Regions from separate parts of the Homo sapiens genome. Here region 1 is linked to region 2. A link is an interaction called in ENCODE POLR2A ChIA-PET data of the cell type or tissue named here. Cell type or tissue: PC-9. All regions are shown on one strand. Each heading gives the region's core, and the rest is flanking DNA. Links, peaks and the distances in the headings are about the cores only. Region 1 has its middle 60 kb from the start of ASIP. Region 2 overlaps PIGU (phosphatidylinositol glycan anchor biosynthesis class U).

Region 1 (15,552 bases), core at 2,837-10,836, 420 kb before region 2:
GGGAGGCTGAGGCAGGAGAATCGCGTGAAACCGGGAGGCGGAGCTTGCAGTGAGCCCAGATCGTGCCACTGCACTCCAGCCTGGGAGACTTTGAGACTCCATCTCAAAAAAAAAAGTTACAAATTAAGGCATCATACACTCATAATTGTCAATAGAATCTATCCCTGGCGAGTTATCAAAAATATGGGCTTAGCAGTAACGTCTTAATCACAAATAACTTTTCAAATGTACAAAGAAAATCTTTTTTCTCTGACTCATACAGTGAGATACAAAAATCAAATTGGTCCCTTAAGATAGGATTAGAGTTGATAAGATCATCACCCTTAGAATTAGGAGGTAAACGTTTTAGACCTGGAACAAAGTTAGCACCTAGTCGTGCAAATAAAGAAAGGACTCTAGAGTAGAGAGAACAATCCAGGGACTTCCTGGGTCATTTATTTATGAATTGACTTTTGACCCTTCTCATCATAGGCTGTGACCTATTCTTAAAGTTTGATCTTTTTTCAGTCCTTTTACAGCATGGCAGTATTTCCTTAAGATCTACCAAGAATCCTAGCGAGACTTAATTCTGTTAGCCTAACAATATGAGAAATTCAGAAAGTTAAGCGTACTTACTTCCTGGACTTTTACCCCTGTTTCCTATTCTCTAGTCCCCCTCCTGAAATTAGTGCTGATCAGAACAGAAGTTTGAAGAAACTACCTGAGGCTGGAGAAAGTAGCACCAGAAAAGAGCAGAAGGAACAATCCTCAGAGTACCAGCCCCAACAAGATAAAATTCACTATGTCTGACATTCAAAAAAAGTTATCAGGCCTGCAAAGAAACAGGAAAATGTGATCCATAATGAGGAGAAAAATCAAATCAATAAAACAGATCAAGAATTATACAGAAGATAGAATTGGTAGACAGAGACATTAAAACAGTTCTTATAACTGTATTCCACATGTTCAAGAAGCTAGAGGAAAGATTGAAAATGATAAGTAGAGTCATGGAAGTTATTTTAAAAGATCTAAGTCTAACTTCTAGAGATGAAAAATATGGTATTTGATATGAAAAATACAATGGATAAGATTAACAGCAAATTAAACATTGCCAAAGGAAAGACTAAATAACTTGAAGACATAGCTATAAAAACAATAAGAAATGAAACACATAGAGAAAAAAGACTTTAAAAAGAGCACATCAGCGAGCCTTGAGACAACATCAGGTGGCCTAATATATGTGTAATTAGAGACCCCAAAGGAGAAGGGAGGGTACAGAAAAAAAAGAAATAATGACCAAATAGTAATGAGCAGATAAAGACCCAAAATTTTTCAAATTTGATGAAAACTATAAACCCATAGACCCAAGAAGTTCAACAAACCCTACATGGGAAGCATGAAGAAAATGACACCAAGGAACTTTATAATCAATTTGCTTAAAGCTATTGTTAAAGAAAAAAATCTTCTTCATCTCCAGTGCCTTAGGTTAGGTCCTCTTCATTTCTTAGCTGAACTTTTACAATAATCTCCAACTAATTGCCCTGCCTCTAATATAATTCCCCACCAGTCTTTTCCTCTTCACCACTGTTAGAGAACTCTTCACTGACCATTGACTAAAATCCAGGCTCTTAGCACTGCAAGTAAAGCTTTGTTAGCATGGCATATGTGACCCTTTTCACTCTCTCCAATCTCGGCACCCTATCCTCCACATCTGTTCCCAGTCCTCTAACCACATGGTACAGTTCGTGGAAAGAGCTGTACTGCTCTGGCCTCTATGCCTTTACATATGCTATTGTCTGTCTGGAAATGTCCTTCTCTTCCTTGGTTTATTAATCTGTGGCCCCCACTAATCTCTAAGCTCCTGGAAGACGACAGACTGTCTCTTTTTCACTGCAGTGTTGGGCTGAAAAAGGAAATAGAGTGGAATTTGAGAAGGGGTGTGGAAGGCAGGAGGAGGGAAGGGAGAAAAGAACAATAGAAAAAACAAGACTGAAGAGCTTAGCCAAAGTGTTCTATTTCCACAAAGAAGGTAAATATAGAAGAGAGAAGGCCGGGCATGGTGGCTCATGCCTGTAATCCCAGCACTTTGGGAGGCCGAGGCAGGAGGATCACGAGGTCAAGAGATTGAGACCATGCTGGCCAACACGGTAAAACCCCGTCTCTATTAAACAATACAAAAATTAGCTGGGCATGGTGGCATGTGCCTGTAGTCCCAGCCACTTGGGAAGCTGAGGCAGGAGAATCACTTGAACCTGGGTGGCAGAGGTCAGAGGTTGCAGTGAGCCCAGATTGCGCCACTGCACTTCAGCCTGGCGACAGAGCGAGACTCCGTTTAAAAAAAAAAAAAAAAAAAAAGACAGAGAGAAAAGATGGGCAAAGAGGTGTAACGAAGAGGTCTAGTAGAAGGGTGGGGCTTGAACACAGGGAGTGACTCCTCTTTTAGTGAGTTGAAAGAAAGAAGTGGAGGAGATAGAGCTTAAGGGAATTTACTACTGGCAGTTTCGTTTCCTTCCTAAAGTAGGAGACAAGGTCATGTGCTGCAAAGAAGGCTTGAGGAGAATGGAAAAGGCTGTGACATAGAATAACCACTCACATTCAAAACAGTGTACTGTGATCCGCTGAAGACTTCAAATCAGAGCTGAAAACCAGGACAAAATATATCCTGTCCTCCTCCTAAACATACCCTACAATATCTCCTACTGGCTCTTCCTTCCCTTTTATAAAAAACCATCTGCCTAGACTCTCTAGACAGATCACTGCCTTTGATTCTGAGTATGGGGTTTTCTCTGGAGGGGAACCGGAAAATGTAGCAAAACAAGAGTAAAGGAGGAGGGCAAAATATGAAGAGTGCTCAAGAGTAGGTTATACACATTTTAGAAGTACAGCGAAGATCATTAAAATAGCCCAAAATCTGGTTTGAACCTAAAGGTTTCTAACAGGTACAGGGAATCAGATGTATTCTAATGTGTCAGTTGACAAATTTCTTGGCAATTTACCTTCAGAACAGTGGGAGAGATCTACAGCTAACATATTCAGTCATTCTTGGAGGGTAGAGGGATCTCTCTGCAGGGGTATTATTTTAAAATCAAAGCAAAATATCTAACAGAATAACAAGTATCTGTAATGAAAAAATCTCCATTTCAAAGCGTTGCTTGAAATGAAAGAGACATTTTATTAGATTATTTATCAGAGAGTGGTCTGAGGAACAACTGCATGATGGGGTTGAGGGTGAGGCCCAGGGGTTGGGTCTGGACAAAAATAGAGATTATTAACATTGCAGTTTCTTGAATCCCATGTCAGATTTACTAATTTAGAATCTCCAAATGGCAGGGTGGGGTACGGGAGAAGCCTAGAAATCTAAATATTTTACAGATGTTCCAAGTAATTTTTAAACATTTTATTATGGAAAATTTTAGTCTCACACAGAAGTAGAGAGAATAGTACAATTAAGCCCATTCACCTACCACACAACAGGGGGCCGAGTTAGGAGTTGGTAAGCAAAGTATTGATAACCTGTGCCCAAGCGAACAAAGTAAGTGGTCACCTATACAATCTGCTACTCCAATTTGCCTTATATAGTTGCTCCAAAAGTAAATTGCCTCTCTAAAAGAGAAAATGTAGTTATAACTACACATTCTTTTATGATGTAAATATATCCTGTCTTTCTATCTATATTCTATAAAATGCAAACGTAGCAAAAATTCTTTGGGAAGGTGAGGAGCTGAATGATTCTGAATAGCAGGTCTGCATCAATTTCCTAATTAATGGCCACATTTAAAACATTTAAAAATTTTTTTAATTTTAGAGGCGGGGTCTTGCCCAGGCTGGTCCCAAACTCCTGGGCTCAAGCAATCCTCCTGCCTCAGCTTCCCTAGTAGCTAGGACTACAAGTGCAACTATGCCCAGCAGTTAATGGCCACATTTAATTTAATAAATATTATTGAGCACTTACTGTGGCCAGCTTATGATGCAAGATCTAAGCTGCTATTACAGAGAGACCAAAAAAAAACAAAAAACAAAAAAAACCAGTGACTTAAACAAGATAAATGTGTATTTCTTCCTTACACAACAACATGAAGGATTGGCATTCCAGCAAGGAAAATGGATATTGAGGGATGGTTAGCAATCTCTGCTGTACCAACTTTGTACAAGACCTTGTGGTGAGCCCAGAGCTTATGGACCCTGGAGCGTGTACAAATTTGGAGGCCCTCTTTAAGTAAGAGAATATAGAATTATAGATACAAAATTAAGTACAGAAAACTGAGCAAGCAAAGGTCTTTAAAGCTAAATTAGCTTTACAGTAAATCTAGCTCTGAGTGGGTTTCTGCCATCCAGTCAGGATTTGCCTGAAAAAGACAATTAGAGGCCAGGTTCCCAGCACTTTGGGAGGCTAAGACCAGCTTGAGGCCAGGAGTTTCAGACCAGCCTGGGCGAGACCCCATCTCTACAAAAAAATAAAATAAAATAGCTGGGCTAATTGGCTCATGCCTATAGTCCTAACTACTTGGGAGGCTGAGATGGGAGGATCTCTTGAGCCCAGGAATTCAAAGCTGCAATGAGCCATGATTGCACCCCGCACTCCAGCCTGGATGATAGAGTGAGACCCTGTCTCTCTCTCTCTTTTTTTTTTTTTTTTTGAGATGGAGTCTCTCACTCTGTCGCCCAGGCTGGAGTGCAAATGGCACAATTTCAGCCTCCCGATTCAAGTCATTCTCCTGCCTCAGCCTCCCAAGTAGCCGGGACAACAGGCATGTGCCACCATACCTGGCTAACTTTTGTATTTTTAGTAGAGATGAGATTTCACCATGTTGGCCAGGCTAGTTTTGAATTTCTGACCTCAAGTGATCTGCCCACCTCGGCCTCCCAAAGTGCTGGTATTACAGGCATGAGCCACCACACCTGGCTGTGAGACCCTGTCTCTCTCCTTTTTTTTTTGGAGACAGAGTCTTGCTCTGTAGCCCAGGCTGGAGTGCAGTGGCCCGATCTCAGCTCACCACAACCTCTGCCTTCCGGGTTCAAGCGATTCTCCTGCCTCAGCCTCCCGAGTAGCTGGGAGTACAGGCGCCTGCCACCACGCCCGGCTAATTTTTTGTATTTTTAGTAGAGACGGGGTTTCACCGTGTTAGCCAGGATGGTCTCGATCTCCTGACCTTGTGATCTGCCCGTCTCAGCCTCCCAAAGTGCTAGGATTACAGGCGTGAACCACCGCTCCCGGTTGAGACCCTGTCTCTTAATAAAAATAAAAAGACAGAGATCTATATAAGCTAGTGTTTTGTCATACTATAATTGACTGAAGTGCCTGAAATAAGTGCCGTGTGCAGTGACAGTCCTGGGTAGTAAAAGAATTTACTAAGACAGAAATAAAATAACAGAAGCGGCTGGGCGCGGTGGCTCATGCCTGTAATCCCAGCACTTTGGGAGGCCAAGGCGGGCGGATCACGAGGTCAGGAGATTGAGACCATCCTGGCCAACACAGTGAAACCCCGTCTCTACTAAAAATACGGAAATTAGCCGGGCGTGGTGGCGGGCACCTGTAATCCCAGCTACTCGGGAGGCTGAGGCAGGAGAACCGCTTAAACCTGGGAGGGGGAGGTTGCAACGAGCCAAGATTGTGCCACTGCACTCCAGCCTGGGCGACACAAACAGACTCCATCTCAAAAAAAAAAAAAAAAAAAAAAAAAAAAAAAAGGTACAAAAGAAAACAGAAGGAAATTTATTAGGGGAATGCTGCTTTATAGCAGCAACAGGCAGTAGTGAGAGAGCTGCTATCTGCCAAGAGGCAGAAATGTGACAGGGTTTTTTGTTTTGTTTTTTTTTTTGAGACGGAGTCACCCAGGGTCTGTCGCCCAGGCTGGAGTGCAGTGGCATGATCTCGGCTCACTGCAACCTCCACCTCCTGGGTTCAAGCGACTCTTATGCCTCAGCCTCCTGAGTAGCTGGGACTACAGGCACTCGCCACCATACCTGGCTGATTTTTGTATTTTTAGTAGAGACGGGGTTTCACCATATTGGCCAGGCTGGTCTCTAACTCCTGACCTCATGATCTGCCCGCCTCTGCCTCCCAAAGTGCTGGGATTACAGGTGTGAGCCACCACGCCCGGCAAGAGGGTTTTATAGGACAGTGTTGGAGAGATCTATGTACAAGTGAGCTTGTGCTGTATACTAAGAATACGTGGCAGTAATTTTTCACTGCCAGGCCTTTCCTCTTCAGGTGCCCAAGGGAAACACTCTGCTGTTCTTAGCCATCTTGCAACCAGCATGCCTTTCATTTCTGGAGTTGCAAGATAGTGGCTGCGGTTTTTCCACACCCTTTAAAGGAATTACAAACCAGGTTAAGTCCCTATTCCACCAGCCTGGTTCCTTCCTGGTTCCATTAACTTATTGATTTATTACGGCCCCACAGTGAGTTCAAAATATTTTGCTATACTAAGAGTTATGGATAGTCACAAAAGCTTGAGAAAAAGGAGAAAGGATGTTTGTTGGAGTTACCCGTAAAGGCATCATGAAGAAGCTATAGTCAGACACTTAAAGGATGGGTAGGACTTGAAAAGGCGGAATGTAGGGAAGAGGCTGATGAGGAATCCACATATGCAAAGTTCTGAAAGCAAGAATGAGCAGACCACTTGGGAGATGGGAGGACATCTGGACTGGAACTAGACTAAATGTTGAAAACAATGAAAGATTCGGCAGAGACAAATGATGAAATGTTCTGCCAGAGTGAAGCATTTGGGTTTGATCAGATAGATCAGGGGTTGGTAAACTACATCAGCAAGCAGGCCAAATCTGGCCCACCCCGTTTTTTCGTAAATAAAGTATTACTGGACAGTCGTGCCCACTTGTTTACAAACCTTTGTGGCTGCTTTTGGACAAGTAGAGTTGAGTAGCTGTCACAGAGACCTTATAACTCACAAAGCCTTTATAGAAAATTTGATCAAACAACAAGACAATATAAAATCCTCTAATAAGGAAGAGAACTGAAGTTTTATTGGAGACCATTTTTCAAAATCTGATATATTTACAACTTCCTAAAGCTCCAAAGCAGGTTTAGAAAACTTCAATCGAAATATTTTCTGGGCCGTGCGCGGTGGCTCACATCTGTAATCCCAGCACTCTAGGAGGCCGAGGCGGGCGGATCAGAAGGTCAGGAGTTCAAGACCAGCCTGGCCAACATGGTGAAATCCCATCTCTACTACAAATACAAAAATTTGCTGGGTATGGTGACACATGCCTGTAATCCGCGCTACCTGGGAGGCTGACGCAGGAGAATCATTTGAATCCAGGAGGCAGAGGTTGCAGTGAGCCAAGACTGCGCCACTGCATTCCAGCCTGGCGATGGAGCGAGACTCTGTCTCAAAAAAAAAAAAAAAAGAAATACTTTCCTAGTTTGCAGAGACTGTGCCTTAAGGCATAATTTAGGTTGAAATGAATCTCATTGTTGCGCTTCAGCAGTTTTGCATCATTATTTGTTTTTCTCTGGTGTGCCTTTGTTTCCTAATATTTCACAAACCAGTTGGGCCAATTATCTTCCACACAATTAAAACAGTTTGTGCCATCCAGCTGTTTCTCCTTAATCTTGGGCACTTTACATGATGCTGTTTGCCCTCCTCACTAAAGCTCTCTCATTCTATGGTGGGGGCACTTTCAAATTAACATTCCCGGCAAACTTTTTGCAGGGTTTAAATTTTTCTGAGCAATATCTTCTCCCCTATATTGACAGTCCATGAGCACCCTCAGGTTCAATAAAGTGTTCCTTATACTCATTTTTTATTTCACACATGAACACTCAGCAGAAGAAACAGGTAAGATTATTATACCTAGGAGAGTTGTACCTAGGGGAAAAAATGTAACATTTAAGATGATTGTCACATTTAAGAGGGTGTCTAGATTCTTGGCATCTTGAATAAAGAATTGGACAAAATGCACAAACAAAGCAAGGAAGGAATGAAGGGATTTATTGAAAATGAAAGTACACACTCCACAGTGTGGGAGCAGGTACGAGCGTAGGGGCTCAAGGGCCCCATTACAGAATTTTGGGGAGTTTAAATACCCTCTAGAGGATTCTATTGGTTACTTCAGGTATGCCCTATGCAAATAGAGAGGATGAAGTAAAGATACAAAGCTATTTACTTGGCCTATGCCCTATGGAGAGGATATTTCCTGTCCTAGCTGAAGTGGGAATTGGCCTTATGTTCCCTGCCTCTAGACCCTATTTTCCTGCCTCAATGATTACAAAATGTTCCCCCTAAAAAAAACTTTCATTTATTGACATTTGTGCCCCCAGATTCCCACACCTTCATAATCAATTAATGTTTATTGAGATCTTTCTTTTTTCTTTTTTACTTTTTTTTTCCCCCAAGACGGAATCTTGCTCTGTCACCCAGGCTGGAGTACAGTGGTATGATCTCAGCTCACTGCAACCTCTGCCTCCCAGGTTCAAGCGATTCTCCTGCCTCAGCCTGCTGAGTAGCTGGGATTAAAGGCGTGCACCACCATGCCCAGCTAATTTTTGTAGAAACGGGGTTTCACCACGTTGGCCAGGATGATCTTAAACTGACCTCAAGTGATCTGCCCACCTCGGCCTCCCAAAGTGCTGGGATTACAGGCATGAGCCACCGTGCCTGGCCTAAAAAATTATTCATGGAACCAGGACTCCTTAGAGAAATGGTTAACTCAATGAACTGATTGAACATCCCAAATCCAAAAGCCAAAATGCTCCAGTGAGCTTTTCCTTTGAGCTTCATGTCAGCACTTACAAAGCATCAGCTTTTGGAACATTTCAGATTTTCAGATTAGTGATTCTCAACTTGTATCAATCACTTGATCTTCCTCGTCCTTTGGTAAACAAGCCAAAGGTCCCATATAGGATGTCTCTGAATTTCGCCGAAAAACTGGGTTGCCAATGTTGATGGAAATGTGAAAAGTGAATGGGACTTTCCAACATATAGAAGTATATAATAGCCTGATATATTGGAAAGAGCACTGGGAAAGACATCAAAAGACACCCAACTATACTTCACAGTTCTGCCACTAACTAATCACTTAATTGCTTTAGGCTAAATTTGTTTTGGTTTTTTAAAAATATGTAAAATAAAAGTTATATACTGTATTATCTCCAAGAACTTTTTTTTTTTTTTTTAAACAAAGTCTGTCTCTGTCACCCAGGCTGGAGTGCAGTGGCATGATCATGGCTCACTGCAGCTTTGACTTACTGGGCTCAAGCAATTCTCCCCACCTCAGCCTCCAGACTAGCTGGGACCACAAGCATGTGCCACCACGTCTGGCTAATTTATTTATTAATTGTAGAGGCAGGTCTCATTATGTTGCCCAGGCTGGTCTCAAAGTCATGGCCTCAAGTAATTCTCCCACTTTGGCCTCCCAAAGTGCTCAAATTATAGGTGTGAGCCACTGAGCCCTACCAGAGCTCTTCTAATAATAAAGTTCTGTGAAGTAGAAATGAAGATAAAATTGGAAATGTTTTGCCTAGCCAAAGTCCCTATGCCCAACATGGTCATATGTGCTCAAGGATAGACAATAAAAAGTATTTAGAGTGCTTATCTATCTTATTTATCCATAGAGAGTGAACAAAGCCTCCCTGGCTTAGGAATATCTCCTCTGGTGTCTGGAGAGCTCCTGGAGCTATGAAGGAAATGGCACCAGGAGCTCCAGAAGACTCAGGAAAGCTTTCAAATCCAATGGGATGACTATACAGGTCAGTAAAAGAAAAAGTACAGAGGAAAGAAAATCCTTTTGTGTGTATCACATTCTGTGCTAATTACTTTATATAACTATCTCATTTACTCTTTGCTTATGATGTAGGTTTACTGTTCCCATTTTAAAAACACTTTTTGCATCAATGAGAAACTGAGGCTCTCAGAGTTTAAATGATTTGGAAGTCTGTGCACTGTCCATATTCCATTCCATCTCTGTCCAGAGAGTCAAATTCTTTCATGAAATATTTCTACCCCTTCTGCAGAACCTTCTCTGACCATTCTGGCCCACAATGACTTCTTCTTCTGAGCTTCTCTAGTGCTTATTACCTGTACCACCAATTTCACAGCTGTAACTCTTTGGAACGTTGCTTATATTTGATTTATATATCAATCAGTAAGCATTTATTGAACAACCACCATAGACCCCCTAGGCAGTGGGGATACACAGGTGAATAAGACACAGCCCTTGAACTCAGGAGTTAAAATCTAATAGAGGAAACAACACCACTGGTAGTGAATAAACACCCTGGGCTGGGCACAGTGGCTCACGCCTGTAATCCCAGCACTTTGGGAGGCCAAGGCAGGCAGATCACCTGAGGTCAGCAGTTGGAGAGCAGCCTCGCCAATATGGTGAAACCCCGTTTCTACTAAAAATAAAAAAATTAGCCAGATGTGGTGGCGGGTGCCTGGAATCCCAGCTACTTGGGGTGCTGAGGCATGAGAATCGCTTGAACCCGGGAGGCTGAGGTTGCAGTGAGCCGAGATCATGCTATTGTACTCCAGCCTAGGCGACAATAGCTAAACTCTGTCTCAAACAACAACAACAAAAAAAAAACAGTTTATAAACACCCCAATCCATTCTAAGAGTAAATCACTTTCTCTACTTCTCTCTCCCCTAGTTTGGAACACTTACATTTCAGCTCTCATTATCATACCAATAAGCCTGAAAGTAGCAAAACCAAGCCTTCAGGGAAAAGGAAAAGGAGAATTTTAACTAATGAACTACTGCAGCAAATACCCTATAAGCCCCAAGGACAAAACACAGCAGAGGTAACAACTGTGTTGTTACCTTAAGTTGACTTAAAACTTAAATTCTCCTAAGGGACAGTGCTTTTCCCAGGCAAAGCAGGCAGACGGGTTTCCGCCAAAGTCTCAGCCCTGTGGCAATATACAATGGCGGGTGGGGCCAGGCATGGTCGGGGGACAGAGGCAGGAAGAGGATTACTTGAGGCCAGAAGTTCAAAGACCAGTCTGGGCAACAAAATGAGACCCCATCTCTACTAAAAAAATGAAGAGAAAAAGAAAATAATGGCTGGTGGCACACTGTTGTCTTAACCCACTCCATGGAGGGAATCAGTGAGGAAGAGTCTCACTTTCTGGTAACTAGGGATGGCTTTAGGAATAAAACTATCTATTCCAGCCCTTATTCTAACCAGCTATCCTACTAACAACACATTCCTAAGCTAGTCTTCCAATGCAATGATAACTTTCTAAAAGATAATGAAAGCCCATAGATAAAAGTTATATGAACAAAGCCCGGTATATAGAAAAGATAGTGCTCGGCCGGGCGCGGTGGCTCACGCCTGTAATCCCAGCACTTTGGGAGGCCGAGGCGGGCGGATCAGGAGGTCAGGAGATCGAGACCATCCTGGCTAACACGGTGAAACCCCGTCTCTACTAAAAATACAAAAAATTAGCCGGGCGTGGTAGCGGGCGCCTGTAGTCCCAGCTACTCGAGAGGCTGAGGCAGGAGAATGGCGTGAACCTGGGAGGCGGAGCTTGCAGTGAGCCGAGATCGCGCCACTGCACTCCAGCCTGGGCGACAGAGCGAGACTCCGTCTCAAAAAAAAAAAAAAAAAAAGATAGTGCTCAGCTTTGGTTTCTTCTCGGTTCTTTTGGTCAGTCCGGATCTTGCTCATCAACAATTTTAAGTTCCATTTTTTCCTTCAGTTTCATGTCCTTTGATACTGAATCAATTCAATTTGATTTAATGAACAACTTCAACATGCAAAGCAATATGTACTTAAGAGAATAAACGTGAAGAAGAGACGATTCCTGCTTCAAAAGTTGATAGTCACGTAAATTATTATCCATAATATAGATCTGGAAATGTCATGTTCTTGTGACAACTACTTATGCTCTTAAGAGCCGTATATAAAAGCCATGTATATATGTGGCTGAGCTTATTCCACCCCATACTGTAAGATTAAAATCATTGCCATCTTCAAGGTTCTGGGCTGGGCTATGTTAACAAGGAGTTCTGGTCGTGCCTACTGAGAGACTTGTCCCAGAAATGAACATTGCAAGCATTCTTGAAGTCAAAGAATCACTTGGTCTTATCATTACAACCTAGGATTTGAGGAAGAGAAACACCAATCCCTGTGACTATCTACAGTATCCACCCCACGTCCTTTCTAGAGTTGCCCGAGTAATATATTCTTCAACCCAAGCCTCATCCTGTCTACTAAGCAAGAGGTAAGGCAGGTAAACAGATTTCCTCTAAAATGTAGAGGGTAGAATTAAGGGAAGTGAAATTCATTGAGCATCTACCATGTACTATACATATCGTAGCTTGTTTAAAGCTCACATTAGCACTGTAGAGTAAGTCTCATTGCCCGCATTTTACATCTTAGGAAAGTGAGGCCAAAAGAGGTTAAATAACTTGTCTGAGGTCACGGCTAGTAAGTGGCAAAGCCATGATTCAGGCTTGGAGATTGGTAGCAGATGGAGTTCTAGTTCAGAAAATTTTTTGGATGCTGGCTCTACCAGAGCTTTAACACGGCTAAAAGACATTTCAGATTATCAAAGTGCTCCAAAGCCATGGGCAGGAGGCCCCCACACAGCAAGCTCTACTCCAGGGAACTTCAGACTCTGCCTGAAATTCAGTTGCACCAAATGCCTTTAGTCTCCACAATTTAATTTTTGCACCGTAATTTCAGGCTGCTCCTGATTAGAAATGTGATAGCTCAGGTGCCATAAGCAAAAGAACTCACACCAAGGAAACCCTTGCTGAGTTGTCAGCACCCTGGGTGGTAGGAGTCCTGAGAGACAGAAGGTCATGGAGCAGGAAAATATAGAGTCCTCTTAGACATGAAAGCACTGAAGATCTGGGAAGCCAGGCAGAGTGGTCAGAGGGATCGCCCCACAGCTGGAAGTCATTAATAGTCCGGGGTTGCATAAAAAGCAATGTGAAGGGAGTGAACAGCTTTGGTCAGGCTACCAAAGTCGCTGGTAGCCTGGACCCTGAGTTCACCGATCCTTCCTACTCAGTAATATCTACAGGTAAGTCCAAAGGGAAATTGCTTTGGGAATCTGACAATTTAACTCTGCTCTGCTGATACAAGGATGTCATCACCAAAGCTGGAAAGAAAATGGGCCACTGATGGTGACATGATTTAATAATGAGGCCAGTTCTCATTTTTCTATTGGGAGCTTGGTAAGAATTCTCTAGACAGTAGACAATCCACAATTCACTTATATTTGACTTTGGAATTTGGGGTAGCTTTGGCAGCAGTAGGTTGTTTTTGTTTTGTTTTGTTTTGTTTTTGTTTTTGAGATGGAGTCTCGCTCTGTTGCCAGGCTGGAGTGCAGTGGTGCGATCTTGGCTCACTGCAACCTTCACCTCCTGGGTTCAAGCGATTCTCCTGCCTCAGCCTCCTGAGTAGCTGGGACTACAGGTGCGTGCCACCACACCTGGTGGCACCTAGTATTTTTACTAGAGACGGGGTTTCACCGTGTTACCCAGGATGGTCTCGATCTCCTGACCTCATGATCCGAAGCAGTAGGATTTAACTTCCTGATTATGTTTAACTTGGGTTGAAAACTGAAATAATTAGTAGTCTTTGGGAATGCCCTGATTGATCAATGAGGCACAAAGGAGAACCAATCAATCAGTCACTTAGAACTTGCCATCAGTGATCCACAAAGGGGTGTGAGAGTCATAAATAAATAATTCTGGTGGTAGTCCTAAATTGGTTCTTTTTTTTGTATTTGGTCATAGCACTAAACTAGGCTGGGAAGAAAGATTCTCGGGGCAGAATTCTGAAATCTTTGCCTTAGCTGTGTAACTGTTCAGAGAGGAATTTCTTTTCAACTTGTCTTTTCCTTTGGCCTCTAAAGTTCTTCTCAGAGAAAAAATCAATCCCCTGCTCCAGGCTAGGGCCAAGTGTGTAAGGTTTGTCAGTTTAATCTCTGTCCACAAGCCTAATCACTTTAAGCTGGCCTGTCCTGGGGCTGAGAATCTACTGACGGTGTTTTCGTCTTTCTCTTAGGAGGATCGTGAATTTCCTAAACTGTCTTTGAGAGACTCAGATATTTTATTTTATAAATGGCAGTGACAGATGTTATGTATCCATTGCTAATGTTATCTGTACAAAATCAAGAAGATATATTACAGTGGATACAAACCTAGAGTGCCTTTTGGATATGGCAGGTGAGGAGTGTTCCTTGATGGTTTGTTTTCAGTTCAGTGCAAGACACTCCTGAAGCACATCACTTACTATAAATGACCTTTAAGAGGAAAAGATACTTTGGAGTTACTCTATCACTTGAAAATGGGGCAGGACCATTACAAGAGTAAATATAGTTATTTATGAAAAGCCAGATCTCCAAGTCCAAAAGGAGAGAAATAACTATTATTCATATAGTTCAGTCCTTAGAACCAATTCTCCTCTGCTGTGTATGGCATTTCCACATCTTGTTTAGACTTCAGGCTGAGCCTGTAATTGTTTGGCTGTGGGAAATGAGGGAGTGTATTTCAGAAAACCCATCTTCCCCTCGCACTTCCAGGGTCCTATTCAGATCGACTTGTTCTGCTACCATTTTACCCATACCCAGCATCCCGATATTTATTGAGCATATTTATGTGTGCCATTCTATCCTAGTTCCCAAAGGGGATACAAAAACGAAATTATACGCAAGATGGTAGAGCATTTACACAAAATCGTAAAGGAGGTGAAGTTGGCCAGTTTAGTTTTTTCAGTTTACTTGGGGAACTCATTAGCCTGCTTTCAGCCCTTTTGTCTCCGAAAGCTTAGAACATGTACTGCTGGTGGTATGTGAGATGGTTTAAGTTAAACAGAAGATGACTTTAGGCGGTAGATGGACAAGCATAAGATTATCACATCATGGAAAAGTAATTTCCTTTTTAATTTGCTTTCAAGCCTGGATTCATCTAGAAGAAAGTCTCAGTGGGGGTTGATGTGTCATTAACATATTCCAAAACTTATTCCCTTTTAACATATTCCTTTTTAATCAAGAAAATAGACCTCAGAACTGGAGTGCTCTCCTGGTAACAGTAGTTATTTAGAATTTATTGACATTGTATTATTAATTTTTTCTAGGATTATATTCTGTTTATGAAAAATGACAGTAACATGCTATAAATTTTCCAATTTACACGAATGTATTTAAGCTTTGAAAAAGTTATTAGTTGATTTAAAGAAAAATATTGAGTAAATAATAATATAGCTGGGTTGGAGATATGGTTGAAATCCTGACATTGCTATTCAAATGACTGAAGTTTGGGAGACACTTCTTTCCCCCACCCGGAGCCCAAACAAAATTACTATTTGTGACCCATTCCTGCCCTCTGCTTTACCTAAACCAATTCAGGATCATGATAATGACCAATAATATAATAAGAACCATACTTCTCCCTATAAGCATTATGATAGGGCTCTGAGATCTTTAACCTAAAGAGTCATTTTAATGGTAGAAATTTCTAAAAAGACAGGATAATATATTTGTAGTAGATGAAACTGTCACAATAATGACACTATCGAGTGCTGTCATTTAGACTTTTTGAGTATTCTCTAATTCTCACAACGACCGTGAGGCATTTTTCAGATGAGAAAACTGAGGT
Region 2 (15,552 bases), core at 2,754-10,753:
TAATAGAAATTATTAATGAAAAGATAACGTAAAATAAATTAGAAAAAAACTTGCTGACCTCACATATGTATCACTTATTTGTTGTGAGAACACTTAACATCTATTTTCTTAGTAATTTTCAAGTATACAATATATTATTAACTATAGTCATGTTGCATAATAAATCTCTTGAATTGTATTATAAAAAATTAAAACACTTTTCCAAATAACCTAGGAGTCAAAGAGAAATGATGTCAGAAAATACCTCATATTACTATTTGTGTAATGTAGATAAAACAATACTCTGAGGGAAAAGTACAGCCTTAGAAATTTACTTTGGTAGGCCGGCGTGTTGGCTCACGCCTGTAATCCCAGCACTCTGGGAGGCCGAAGCGGGTGGATCGCGAGGTCAGGGGATCAAAACCATCCTGGCTAACGTGGTGAAACTCTGACTCAACTAAAAATACAAAAAAATTAGCCGGGCGTGGTGGTTGGGCGCCTGTAGTCCCAGCTACTCGGGAGGCTGAGGCAGGAGAATGGCGTGAACCTGGGAGGTGGAGCTTGCAGTGAGCCGAGATCACGCCACTGCACTCGAGCCTGGGTGACACAGCAAGACTCCGTCTCAAAAAAAAAAAAAAGAAATATTAAAGAAAGTTACTTTGGAATAGAAGAAAAATTGAAAATAAATAAGCTAAACACCCATTTTAAGATATTAGAAAAAACAGAATAAACCCCAAAAGAAGGAAGAAAATAATAAAGAACAGAATTTGTTAAAACAGAAAATAAAGGTACAATATAAGGAATCAACAAAACCAAATCTAGTTCTTAGAAATGACTCATGTTATTGATGGCTTTCTAATAAGAATAATTAAGAAAAAAAAAAAAAAGAGAGACGAACAAATAAACAACATTAGAAATGTAAAAGAGAGCATAACTATAGATGTATCAGGGAGGAGAAAATATTTTAAAACTTATGCCAATGTATTTTAAAAAAGGTGAAATGGAAACATTCTATGAAAAATATAAATAATTTAAATGATTAAAAATGCCTGTGTAACTAAAAAGAAGTGGAGATCAAAGGACATGACAATGAAATGTAATACATCCTGAACCCCATCCCTTCCCCCAAATCCTATAAAGGTCACATATAAATTGGGGAGTTTGAATTTGGAGAGAATATATTGGATAATGTTATTCTATCAAGGTTAAATTTCTAGGGGTGATAACAGTATCATGGTTATATAAAGAATGCCTAGTTCTTAAGAGTTACCTGCTGAATTAGGGTTGATGTGTCTTGTCTGTAACTTCCAAGCAAGTAATTCAAGGGAAAAAAGAAAAATCAACATATTTACATAGATATACATAATATGGCAAAATGATAACTGAAGAATCTTTAAAAAGGTATTTATAATATTATAGTACTAAATTTTTCTGAAATAATGAAATAAAAAATTAGAGAAAAAATTAATTCACAAGAAAATAGAAAATTGGCCCAGGTGTGATGGCTCATGTCTGTAATCCCAGCACTTTGGGAACCAGAGGAGGGTGGATCACTTGAGCTCAGGAGTTCAAGACCAGCCTGAGCAACATGGCGAAACCCCATCTCTACAACAAATACAAAAATTAGTAGGGCATGGTGGCACATGTCTGTAGTCCCAGCTACTCCAGAGGCTGAAGTGGGAGGATAGCTTGAACCCAGGAAGGGAAGTGAAGGTTGCAGCCAATATCGTGCCACTGCACTCTAGCCTGGGCAACAGAGCGAGACTCTGTCTTAAAGAAAAAAAAAAAAAAGCCACCAAGCCACTTTACGTAGATAAAAAGTTCATATGGAAAAACAAACATGCAAGAATAGCTAAGAAAACACTGATTAAAAAAATCATGAAGGGGGACTAGCCTTATCAGACACTGAAATATAAAACCTCTATAATTAAAGCAGCGCAATATTGGCTCGTTAATAGAGAAGTAGACTAGTAGAATAAAACAGAAAGTCCAGCACTAGACCAAAATACATATGGCAATTTAGTATATGACAGTGGTGGCATATCACTATGATAAAAATTGACTTTTTAATCAATGATGCTAGGACAACAAGGTAACCATTTGGAAAAGGTTGAATTAGACCTATCTCTCACACCATTCACAAGAATAAACTCCAAATAGCTTAGGGATCCAAATATATTTTTTAAATGAAATGATAAAGCACTGTACTAGAAAAAAACATGGTGAACTTGTCTTTAACTTTGATGTAGAAAAAAGCTCAACTGTGATTGTGCCACTGCACTCCAGCCTGGGGGACTGAGCAAGAGACCCTGCCTCAAACAAACAAAAAACACCAGGCATGGTGGCTCATGCCTGTTATCCCAGCACTTTGGGAGGCTGAGGCAGGTGGATCACTTGAGTCCAGGAGTTCAAGACCAGCCTGGGCAACATAGAGAAACCCTATCTCAACAAAAAATACAAAAATTAGCCCTATGTGGTGGTGCACACCTATAGTCCCAGCTATCAGGGAGGCTGAAGTGAGAGGATCACTTGAGCCCAGGAGGTTGAGGCTTCAGTGAGCTGTGATCGTGCCACTGCACTCCAGCCTGGGCTGCAGAGTGAGACCCTGTCTCAAAAAATCAATACAAAACAAAACTACATACATACTTCAATAATTCCACTTTCTAGAAATCTATCTTGAAGATATACCTCCAACAATATGAAAATAAGTATATACAAGGTTACTCGCTGAAACATTACTTGTAATTGCAAAATATTGTAAGCAATCTAAATTCCCACACACTGGAGAGCGGCTGAATAAACTATGGTATATTCACACAATGGCGTACTACACAGCCTTAAAAAAGAATGAGGACAATCTCTATTCTATCTATACTGATATGGAGGAATTTCCAGGAAATAATGTTAAGTGAAAAAAAGGAAAGCACAAAAGAGTATCTAAAGTATGCTACCCTTCATATAAGAAAGGCATATAAGAGGTGGGCAAATCACCTGAGGTCAGCAGTTCGAGACCAGCCTGACCAACATGGTGAAACCCCATCTCTACTAAAAATACAAAACTTAACTGGGCGTGGTGGCAGGCGCCTGTAATCCCAGCTACTCGGGAGGCTGGGGCAGGAGAATCACTTGAACCCGAGAGGTGGAGGTTGCAGTGAGCCAAGATCGTGCTATTGCACTCCAGCTTGGGTGACAAGAGCCAAACTCTGTCGCTAAATAAATAAAGGCATACAAGAAAATATACATATAGGCTGGGCGCAGTGGCTCACGCCTGTAATCCCAGCACTTTGGGAGGCTGAGGCAAGCGGATCACGAGGTCAGGAGATCAAGACCATCCTGGCTAACACGGTGAAACCCCGTCTCTACTAAAAATACAAAAAATTAGCCGGGCATGGTGGGGGGCGCCTGTAGTCCTAGCTACTCGGGAGGCCGAGGCAGGAGAATGGCATGAACCCAGGAGGCGGACGGAGCTTGCAGTGAGCCGAGATCGCGCCACTGCACTCCAGCCTGGGAAACAGAGCAAGACTCCGTCTCAAAAAAAAAAAAAAAAAAAAAAAGAAAAGAAAATATACATATATACATGTATCTATTCACTGGTGTGTGAAAGGAATACAGGAAAGATAAGCCAGAAACTAAAGAGAAGACAGCCCTCCATATCCATGGGTTCCACATCTATGGATTCAATCAACTAAGGATAGGAAATATTCCAAAAAAAATTGTGTCTGTACTGAACATGTAGAGATGTTTTTCTTTCATTATTCCCTGAACAATACAGTATAAGAACTATTTACATTGTATGAAGTATTACAAGTAATCTGGAGATGACTTAAAGCATAGGAGAGGATATGCCTAGGTTATATGCAAATACTATGCCATTTTGTATTAGGGACTTGTACATCCTGAGATTTTGGTACCTGCAGGAGGTCCTGGAACCAATCCACCACAAATACCGAGGGAAGACTGTAATTACCTAGGGTGAGAGGGGAGGGACTAGAAGAACAGGATAGCAGGAATGATGACAGAGTAATACTGCTCTTTTTGTACAGCTGACTCTTAGAACCACAGTAATATTTTACATTCCCTTCACTTACCCCCTCCTCAAATAAACAATTAAAATCAACCAATATGTGGGGAGAATCCAAAATGAATATAAACCCTAACAAATGAAACTAACTATATTACAAATTAAAAACACAACCACACTGAAGGGTTACATGGCGCAAGAAAAGAACTAATCTAAGTAATTATGAAAAACAGGCCAGGCACAGTGGCTCATGCCTTAATCCCAGCACTTTGGGAGGCCAAGGTGGGTGGATCACTTGAAGTCAGGAGTTCAATACCAGCCTGGCCAACTAAAAATACAAAAATTAGCTGGGCGTGGTAGTGCTCGCCTGTAATCCAAGCTACTTGGCAGGCTGAGGCAAGAGGACTGCTTGAGCCCAGTCGGGCGATGGAGCGAGACCCTGTCTCAAAAACAAAACAAAACAAAAAAAGTTACAGTGGAGAAACCTGGCAGACACTAACGTCACCAAGTGATCAAGGTAAACATTAGCATTGAGAAGATATGGCAATATCATGAACCCCTCGGTACAGTGCACTGAGGACACAATATGCATTTTTGCCAAAAACATGTAAATTCAGTCCAGTCATGAGAAAACTATGACAATCTAAACTGAGGTACATTTCACAAAAATAACTTCACAAGTCATGAATGACAAGAGAAGACTGAAGAACTGTCTCAGACTAGGACAGACTAAGGAGATAAAACCACCAAATGCAATGTGGGACCTAAATATGATCCTGAAACAAACAAAAATAGCCTCAGTAGAAAATGCAAAATTCTAATAAGGTCTGTCGTTTAGTTAATAATGCTGCATAAATATCAATTTATTTGTTCTTGATAACTGTATATGGTTATATAAAATGTTAACATTAGCGGAAGTGGAGTGAGGGATACAAGAAACTCTGTACTATTTTTGCAACTTTTCCGTAGGTCTAAAATTAATTCAAAATAAAAAACTTTTAAAAATGGAGATAAAACCATCTGTTACATGGTTGGTTAAAAAAATAAACAAGCAATTTAAAAAATTAGAGCGTTCTACAAGGCCAGTATAAAAAAAAATCAGCCCTTTGCCTTGCCTCTAATCTTCATTAAATCAAGCTTGTTATTGTGATGTTCAAATCGTTTACATAGTTATTAAATATTTTGGCTGTTTAATCTTACTTTGAGAGATTTGTTAAAACTAATTACGATGGCTGATTTATCAATTTCTTCTAGCTGTGTCAATTGTTATTTTCTAAATTTTAAAGATATCTTATTAGTCAAATACAAGTTTGAATTCTCAAAAACAAAGCAAAATAAACAAAAGACAAGCAGAACTTCACGAAGATATACCACTAGAATTGCCAACATTAAAAAGATCGATACCATCAAATGTTAGTGAAGATGTGTGGCAACTAGACTGTCATATTTGGTTGGGGGGGTTGTAAAATGGTGCAAAAACTTTGAAAAACTGTCTAGTGGATTCTAGCAAAGCTAAACGTACACTTGCCCAATGTCCCAAAAATTCTGCTAGGTACTGCTCAAGAGAAACAAAAATGTTAAGTCCACAAAAAAACTTGTACCAGAATGTTCATAGTAGTCTATTTGTAACAGACAAAAACTGGAAATGGGCCCAAGTTTCTACCAATAGGAGAATGGGTAAACAAAACGCTGCACACACAAAAAACACCCAGCAATAAAAAAGAATACATGCAATAACATGGATAAATCTCAAAAACAAGCTGGTTGAAGGAAGCCTTATACAAAATAATCCTATTATTTCATTCCATTTATATGATGTTTTAGAATAGGCCAAACTAATCTATGGTTAAAACAATATTCAGAACAGTTGTGTCTGAGGAAATAGGAGTGGGAATTGATGGGGAAAGGACCCGAAGATACTTTCTGTATTTTGAGAGGAGTTTGGGTTACACAGGTATTTGTATTAAGATTCATGCACTTCATGGTATGTAAATTCTACCTAAAATGAAAAAGAGTGTAAATAAATAATGAACTCCAGTTGATGCTTATGCTGAATTATTTACAAGGATATGTATGACATCTGCAATTTACTTCAAAATGTATGAAAAATAAGACTGACTGATGGATAGATGGATATGTGATAAAGCAAGTATGGTAAAATATTAATGGAGGAATGTAGGTTATAGGTATATGAGTGTTCGTATTTGTTTTTTCTTTGAAATTTTTCATTACAGAATGTTGGGAAAATGTAAGATTTAATACACTGTTTAGCAAGCCATACATATGTGGTAACACTTTCAAGAAAAGCCAAAGAATGATTAACAAAAAATTCACGGTAGGCCGGGCATGGTGGCTCATGCCTGTAATCCCAGCAATATGGGAGGCTGAGGTGGTGGATCACCTGAGCCCAGGAGCTCGAGACCAGCCTGGGCAACATGATGAAACCCCATCACTATATATTTTTAAAAATATATAAATAATAACAAATTCAGGGTAGTCATAACCTCTGAGGTAGAGGGAAGGAGTGCAGTGTAGAAGGAGGACGTACAGGGCTTCTAAAGGACTAGAAATGTTACATTACTTAAGCAGGGTAGTGGAACACAGTGTTGCTTTATTATGTTTTAAACTATGCAAATATTATAAAGCACAAGGGCATTCAAGACAGATGGGACATCATGGGTATGGGACCTGAGGTGGGATGGAACTTGCCACACTGGAGGAACAGAGAAGGTCTGTGTGGTTTGAGATTTAGGAGTGAGGGGTAAGTGGTATAAGATAAGCATAGAGAGGTAGAGAACAGCCAAGTCAAGGAGGAGCTAAGCCATTTTGGTAATATACATCTCATAGGCTCTTTAACAGTTGAGAAAAATGTTTCAGGTGGTGAGTGTTAGCACCTCTTTTACAATCTTGTGACAAAGAAAGCAAGTTCCAGACCAAATTCTAGCACACCTAAAGACATCTATTAAACAGATATTCCTTAGTGAGCCAGGCCCAAAGCAGTTCACACAAACTATTCTAGAAGCTCCATGCTGTCCCAGCTCTTTCTGCCTCTAGTTATTCCAACCACCACTTATGAAAAAGGTTCACTCATAATAGAACTGACAATATCCCAGAGGCAGGGTTCTGTTGCCCTTGGAGTCACATCAGGCAACCAGAAATCCTAACCAAAGGCCAAAGGATCATTAAGGAATTACGCCTCAGGCGCCATCTCCAAGGGAAGAAGTTACAGGCCCTGCTAGATTCATATTCCTTCTTCATGCAAGCATAGGAATATTTCAGGGTCTCGCTTTGTTGCCCAGGCTGGTGCAGTGACAGGATCATAGTTCACTGCATTATTTGGGCCCTAACTCCTGGGCCCAAATAATCCTCCTACCTCAGACTCCCGAGTAGCTGGAACTACAGGCACATGCTACCATGCCTGGCTAATTTTTTCATTTTTTGCAGAGATAGGGTCTTGCTCTGTAGCTCATAAGCCACCACATCTGGCCCAATTCTGCTTTTGAATACTTCAATTTCACTAATGAGCGCCTACTTCTAATACTCATTTTGTTAATCAGTAAGACACTAATCTCACCAGTAAAAATTGGCCAGGTGCAGTGGGCCATGCCTGTAATCCCAGCACTTTGGGAGGCCAAGGTGAGTAGATCACTTGAATCCAGGAGCTTGAGACCAGCCTGGGCAACATGGCAAAACCCTGTCTCTACAAAAAATACAAAAATTAGCAAGGCATGGTGGCACGCGCCTGTAGTCCCAGCTACTCGGGAGGCTGAGACAGGAGGATTGCTTAAGCCTAGGAAGCAGAGGTTGCAGTGAGCTAAGATCGTGCCATTACGCTCCAGCCTGGGCAACAGAGACCCCCGTCTCAAAAAAACAAAAAAATCCAAGCTGTTTCTGACAGTCACTATGCTAACTAGTAAAGGTGTTGATCAAACTATAGAGAGTGCTGCACTGATGGCAGCCCCTGGAGAGTGCACCCTTGAAGATGTAAAGCTAGGTGACATCATGGAATGTGGATGCTTCATTAATGTAATTCACATTCCCCTGAAGTTGAGGCTGAAACTAACTGGCAAATATATACTATCAGATGGTCTATGAAGAAGTATTTTTAAATAAATTACAGACATCATAACTCCATGATAAAGACTTTAAGGATGATGGAAGTCAGCGAAGAGTTTTAAGCTGGAGACAGCATTACTGTTAATAGATCTTAGGTGAGAGGAATCTGACCAACGTTATGGCCCCCCCTGTAAGCTTTACACACATAGCTCTACTCTGACTTCTCCTTGCAACTGTACTGTCCCCTAGCCATATGTGGCTATTCTAATATAAAGTATAACTTAACTAAAACTAAAACTTCAGTTCCTCAGTCCCACTAGCAAATTTCAAGTGCCTGATGGCCACATGTGGCTTGTGTCTTCTGCACTGACAATACAGACACAGAACATTTCCATGGTCACAAAAAGTTCTACTGATACCGCTGATCTAGAAGAATAAAGTTTCAAGAGAATGATAAATTTCTGGGGATGGAAAATAATTCAAGGCCAGGCATGGTGGCTCAGGCCTGTAATTCCAGCACTTTGGGAGGCCGAGGCGGGCGGGTCACTTGAGGTCAGAAGTTCGAGACCAACCTAGCCAACATGGCGAAACCCTGTCTCTACTAAAAATACAAAAATTAGCTGGACTTGGTGGTGGGCATCTGTAATCCCAGCTACTCGGGAGGCTGAGGCAGGAGAGATGCTTGAACCTGGGAGGCGGAGGTTGCAGTGAGCCGAGATCATGCCATTGCACTCCAGCCTGGGCGACAGAGAAAAAAGAGAAGAGAAGAGAAGAGAGAAAAGAAAAGAAAAAAGAGAAAAGAGAAGAAAAGAATTCAACAAAGAGAAGGCATCCATAGATAAATTCAATGAAGAAAGTATTTAGGTTCTGAGTTAATTCCTTGATCATCTTGATCTTCCTCCTGAAAAAGACTGCCATTTAGCAAAGAAGGGAGGAAGAAAAAAAAGAGGAAGAAAACAGCCCAGGAGAGAAAAAAAAAATACCCTCTAAAGTAAAAATATTGTTTTGTCTTCCCATTCCACCCTACTGATATTTAAAAAGAAGTATGCCAGGGAATAAAACAACAAGGCCATGAAAAACTGAATCAAGTAGGCTGTTAAAAGCAGTTATTGGCCGGGCACGGTGGCTCACACCTATAATCCCAGCACTTTGGGAGGCTGAGGCAGGTAGATCACCTGAGGTTGGGAGTTCGAGACCAGCCTGACAAACATGGAGAAACCCCGTCTCTACTAAAAATACAAAATTAGCCAGACGTGGTGGCACATGCCTGTAATCCCAGCTATTCGGGAGGCTAAGGCAGGAAAATTGCTTGAACCCAGGAGGTGGAGGTTGCAGTGAGCCGAGATGGTGCCATTGCACTCCAGCCTGGGCAAAAAGAACGAAACTCTGTCTCAAAAAAGAAAAAAAAAAAAAGCAGTTCTCTTAGGCAAGTCCTGAACACACACTCAGGAAATGAGGTTTCACTCTTTGCAAATCCCATTAGTGGCCCCCAAGTTTCTGTTTGCTACCATTTTTCTCAGTGTTTTATTCGACCTAAAGTGCTCTCAGTGTTAGACTGGAAAATGATTTTTTTTCTTGGCAAACTTGTGGTTACAAGATGTGCAATAAATTTTAAGTATAATTCTGTTTTGAAGACATGGTTTTGGAGTCAAGGTTTGCTTGGGGAACAGGGCCCTAAAACGATAAAGTAATTTGAAGTATGTACTGCATCTATTTATAAAAACTGAACTTGCACTTAATCTTGCAGGACTATTCCAGTTACACAGTGAGGCACATCTAAAATTCCTAAAAAAGAAACTCCAGCAATCCCCTGATGGCTTGTTGTTTATAAACACTAGAGCCAAACTTAATCTCGAGGTTGTAAAAGTTGATTATATAAATTGGGTCATTCTTGTCATGTCCAACGAAATCAGGGCCAGGGGAAAGAACACCCAGGGCATACAGCACCTGCTCCAAGAATTAGATTTTCCACAAGCCCAGCTGCTGAAACGACCTGCTGTGACTCTAAGACTACTTTAACCTACCACTGTCTCACCAATCAGAGATTCCCAGCTCCCAAAAACTTGACTTGTGTCAATGAGCTTTCTTTCAAAGCAATACATACTATTTCTTTTTCTAATAAAACTCCTAACCTTCTGTTTGTTCTTTGGACATACCAAAGACCACCCAGTCTGTGTGTATAACTCAAATTGCAATTCTTGCTTCCCAAATAAAACATTAGAGATTTGTCTCTATATTTTATTTGACTTCAACAAGGTTCACACTGCAAATTTCCCAGTGAACAGGTGAGATTTCATCTTACCTCTTTTGCTCCACAGCAAACGCTGACTTAAAACGTGTATGTAAAATGTATGTATGGGCTGGGTATGGTGGCTCACACCTGTAATCCCAAAACTTTGGAAGGCCAAGGCGGGCAGATCACCTGAGGTCAGGAGTTTAAGACCAGCCTGGACAACATGGTGAAAACCCGTCTCCATTAAAAATACAAAAATTAGCCAGGTGTGGTGGTAGGTGCCTGTAATCCCAGCTACTTGGGAGGCTCAGGTGGGAGAATTGCTTGAACCCGGGAGGCAGAGGTTGCAGTGAGCCGAGACTGCGCCAGTGCACTCCAGCCTGGGCAACAGAGCAAGACTCCATCATAAAATGAAATGAAATAAAATAAAATATATGTATGGCTGGGTGCGGTGGCTCACATCTGTAATCCTAGCACTTTGGGAGGCCGAGGTGGGCGGATGACTTGAGGTCAGGAGTTCAAGAACAGCCTGGCCAACATAGTGAATCCCTGTCTCTACTAAAAATACAAAAGTTAGCCAGGCGTGGTGGTGGGTGCCTGTAATCCCAGCTACTTGGGAGGCTGAGGCAGGAAAATCGCTTTAACCTGGGAGGTGGAGGTTGCAGTGAGCTGAGATTGTGCCACAGCACTCCAGCCTGGGCGACACAGCAAGACTCCATCTTAAAAAACAAACAAAAAAATAAAATGTATGTATGTATGTAAGTAGAAGGGTTACAAGAATGATGCCCTAAAAACTCTATCAATTTTTTAAACCATTTTATTACAAACACAAAATGCAGGAAATTACATAGAATATAAAGCTTAATGAATGATTGTAAGGTGAACATCCTTATAACCACTACCAAGGTCGAGAGAAAGAACTTTCCAGGCATTCCCCAAGTTCCTCCATGTTCCCTGATCCAACCACAATCCCCTCCTCCCTCCAAAGTAATCACTACCCTGGCTTTGGTAATAATCACTTCCTTGCATTTCTTTATGGTTTTCCACTTACATGTGCATCCCTTTCTATAGTTTAGGTCTTGCCTATTTTTAAAATTTTTGATACAATTTTTAAGTCTCTTAATTCATAATTCCTCCACTCCAGCCTACTCCTGCCCATATCTTTTTTTTTTTTCTTGTTACAATTCATATGTTACAGAATCTGGGACATTTAACCCATATAACATCCCATAATCTGGATTTTCTAATTATGTACCTTGTTTTCAGTATTTCTTGCAAATTGCAGCTATATCCAGAGGCTTGATCAATTTTGGATTTTATCCTTTTGGCAAACTTTGGTGGTGGGTAATGTTCTTTTGTCAGGAGGCTTGGTTTTTGTTTCTGATGTCAGCAGTTATTGATGCTCAGTACCTAGACCATAAGGGGTTGTAAAATGATGCTATCCTATCATTTTGTTTTCATTTGTAAGTTGAAATAATTTTATAAAGATATATTTCTGTCACCTACTATATGGTTATCTAGTGGTACAGGAAAGGCAGGACAAATACTTATTTTTTTCCTTTATCCAGTTTTCAATACAATGAACTGATTTCTTATCAATTCTCCTAATTTAGCCAAGTAGGTTTCCTTTTTAGTAACATTATGAGTGCCTGGATTTAAATATATTTATGAGTTTTAATCTATTGCAATTCTTACCTTACTGAAACTCAAATTATCCCTCTTTGGTCAGTGGGAGCCTCTTCAAGTTAGATCCTAAGTCCTTTCAAGATGACTCCAGTAGACTTTGATAAACTTTCATGTTATCTGTTATCACAACATTCTAGGATCATCCTATACATTTCCTGCCCTAAAACCTAGAATTAGCCATTTCCCTAAGAAACCCCAGTTTCTCTAAATGGGTAAATGGTATTTCAAGATCATAATTTGGGCACTAAGAATGTTCATTCATACTGGGTTGGTCATTGTTTCTAGACCTTTTAGTGGACAGACACACACACACACACACACACACACACCACACCCCTACAGGGGACCAGGCAGGTAACAAACAAGTGAAGGTGAGAGAAATGAAACAGGGACTGTGGCAATCTGAAGAGGGTACGCTCTGCCTAAAGGGGACAGATCTTACAATTCCTCAAAAGGAGCCAGAAATAAAAAATTTCCACATGAATTTTTAAAATGCTGACTACTAATTTCAAAAAAGTCAAACACCAGGGTCAAATGAACCACATCTGTGGGGCCAGATGTGATCCAAGGGTTATGTGCACCCTCAACCTGAAAATGTTAACTCGCAGTTACAATATTCCAGGAGTCACATTGTTGCTAATATATAAAAAATATTTAGGGAAATTAAGAATTCTCAGACTGCTTCAGAAAAACCCCAGCTACATTAAGATTATCTTCCTCTCCCCAAGTCTCTACAGCACTAGGGAGAAAAGCATTTTCTGTACAGAAACCATTTCCTTTCTCAGACACGATGTGAAAGGGAAAAAGCCAGTTATCCAAATAAACTCTTAAAGGGAGTTAACCTAACAATGTTTTTACATGTAAGTTCTTGGAATCACAAGAAGAGATCCAGGAGATATATTTTGCATGACAGATATATTAGAGGAAACAAAACTGGTAGAAAACTTTATTGAAAATGCTTGATCAAGCTCTTGCCTTCATTTTTACCCATTCCAAAAAGAAACAAAGCTAACAGCACTGCTACCTCTGCCCTAGCACACACCTGGACATAGCAGAAATAACAGAAAGTGACTGGGGAAGAAAAAATAAGGTGTGAAAACTCTAAATATGGCCCCAGAGAAGGCTTGGGGAAGGACCCGTTATCAAGAAATAACTGATTGAGTTTGGCTCCTCTGGTATAAGCTACCATCACATAACCTGACCCAAGCTCCAGAAAGGATAAAAAAAAATCACAGGATTAACGTTTTCAGTTCAAAGACAAGAAAAGGTCAGACTGGATTAAAGCAAAACCAAAAGAGTACTCACGGGGTAATTTCCCCTAGTGTCTGCTACTGTCTTTGAAAGAAAATAAAGGCCTCAAACCATCCAAGGGAATCCAAGGCTTTAGGAATCCCAAGCAAAAGGAAGATGGGAACTAGAAACTTCCCAGACTGCACCATGAGCATCTCGGTAAGCCTCGCCTGGTCTCCCTCGAAGCCTTACAGCTTCAGCTTCTCGGTCCTGTGCACTCGGCTTTCCTTCACTGGAGCCTCCTGCCCCTGAGCATGTTAGGGCTATTTTTTTCCGCATGCTATCAAATCATAACATTTTAAACCTCTCTCTAATTTGGAAACTAGGCTCTCAGCCAAGGTCAGAGAAAGAGTTGAGTTGCCGGATGGAACCAGATGGGCTCAAACTACCATTCTCATAAGTGATTCACCAGGGAGCCAGATGCAGCATCCCCTCCCTTTGATCTTGTGTCTCATGAAGGAAAGGAAGAATAGTTTCACCTCTGGCACTGATCAGACACCAGTACTCTCTAGAAATTCCACCAGCAGAATGGAGGCATGTTTATAGTGTCAAAGGAGGAAGTACAAACTAACTTTTACAGTTCCTTTGACTTCAAAAGATGAATTATTTTCTTTTCCCCTCATCGCCCCACATACTGGTGATCATGTCCTTTCATGAACATTTGAATACTAATAATCATAGCTAATATCTATCAAGCCCTCATCAGACTCTGTTCTAAACACTTGACATGTATTAACCCTTTGCAGTAGGTACTATTATATTATCCCTGTGGAAGCAGAGAAGTTAAATAGTCACTTGCTCAGGGTCACAGAGTTAATAAGTGTCCAAATGAAGACATCAGAGCCTGTACTCTATTTCCCTCTTTTTTATTATAAATTTTTTCAAACATGCAGAAAAGTTGGAAGAGTAATACAATAATTAACCATATATGTCTAGATTAAATATTAATACCTTGCCTTATTTTATCTTTCTGCATGCATATATTTATTTTTGCTGAACCATGTAAAAGTTGAACACATCATGACATTTCTCTCCAAAACACTTCTGCACACAGTTGTGCAAAATAAGGACATTCTCCTATATACCATAATACTATCATCACATCCAGGTAATCAACAATTCCCAGCCGGCGCAGTGGCTCACACCTGTAATCCCAGCACTTTGGGAGGCTGAGGCGGGCGGATCACAAGGTCAGGAGATCGAGACCATCCTGGCCAACACGGTGAAACCCCGTCTTTACTAAAAATACAAAAAATTAGCCAGGCGTGGTGGCAGGTGCCTGTAGTCCCAGCTACTTGGGAGGCTGAGGCAGGAGAATCGCTTGAACCTGAGAGGCGGAGGTTGCAGTGAGCCGAGATTGCACCACTGTACTCCAGCCTAGGCGACAGAGTGAGACTCCGTCTCAAAAAAAAAAAAAAAAAAAAAATTCCCTAACATCATCTAATATCTAATCTGTCTTCAAAATTTTCTAGTTGTCCCCCAAAACATCCTTTATAGCTGTTTTTTTCAACCCAAAATCCAATCAAGACTCTCCCATTGCATTCAGTTATTGTGTCTCTTTAGTCCAGAACGGTTTCTCCACTTTTTCTTTTTCATAACATTAACATTTTGAACAGACTCAGACCAGCTTTCTTAAAATACCATAGTACATTCTGGTTTGTCTTACTGCTTCCTTGTGGTGTCATTGAACTCGTTCCTCTGCTCTTTTATTCCCTAAAACCAAAACTCAGATCTTAAGGCTTCATTAAGGGTAACTTTTTGGGTAAGAATAGTTCAGAGTTGATAACGTGTATTTTGTACTGCCTCATGCCAAGCACTATATATATCATGTCAAGTTGTTCCACTATAAGTGATAAGAGTTGGATTACTTAGCTACAGAATATGCCTTTGTAAAGATTTTTGTTTGTTTGTTTTGTTTCGTTTGTTTTTGAGACAGTCTCTTACTCTGTCACCCAGGCTGGAGTGCACTGGTGTGATCTCAGCTCACTGCAACCTCCGTCTCCCGGGTTCAAGCAATTCTCTGCCTCAGCCTCCTGAGTAGCTGGGATTACAGGCACCCACCACCAAGCCTGGCTAATTTTTGTATTATTAGTAGAGACAGGGTTTCACCACCTTGGCCAGGCTAGTCTTGAACAACTGACCTCGTGATCCACCCGCCTCGGCCTCCCAAAGTGTTGGGATTACAGGCGTGAGCCACCATGCCCGGCCATAAATATGTATTTTTCCCTTTGCTATTAGCAAAGAATCTAGAGGGTGGGGACTAGGGAATAATGTTTTGACACAATGC

Evidence for each region. Peaks named below come from ENCODE experiments on the same cell type or tissue, not always from the same donor. Only the 100,000 strongest peaks of a DNase experiment are listed, where the experiment ranks them.
Region 1: POLR2A ChIA-PET joins it to region 2 with 23 read pairs; 2 of 35 experiments call an interaction of 5 or more read pairs at or near these places.

Annotation. Positions count from the first base shown.
Region 1 is chr20:34,173,591-34,189,142 of GRCh38, forward strand. It overlaps a transcript of ASIP not described here. Among named protein-coding and RNA genes, the nearest start is that of ASIP, 60 kb to the right of the region's middle. In PC-9, for the core only: no CTCF peak of the experiment used is centred there; DNase peaks (open chromatin) are centred at 6,281 and 7,311; H3K27ac peaks cover 1,430 bases.
Region 2 is chr20:34,591,586-34,607,137 of GRCh38, forward strand. The region is part of intron 7 of PIGU (phosphatidylinositol glycan anchor biosynthesis class U); the gene reads right to left. Among named protein-coding and RNA genes, the nearest start is that of MAP1LC3A, 41 kb to the left of the region's middle. In PC-9, for the core only: no CTCF peak of the experiment used is centred there; no DNase peak of the experiment used is centred there.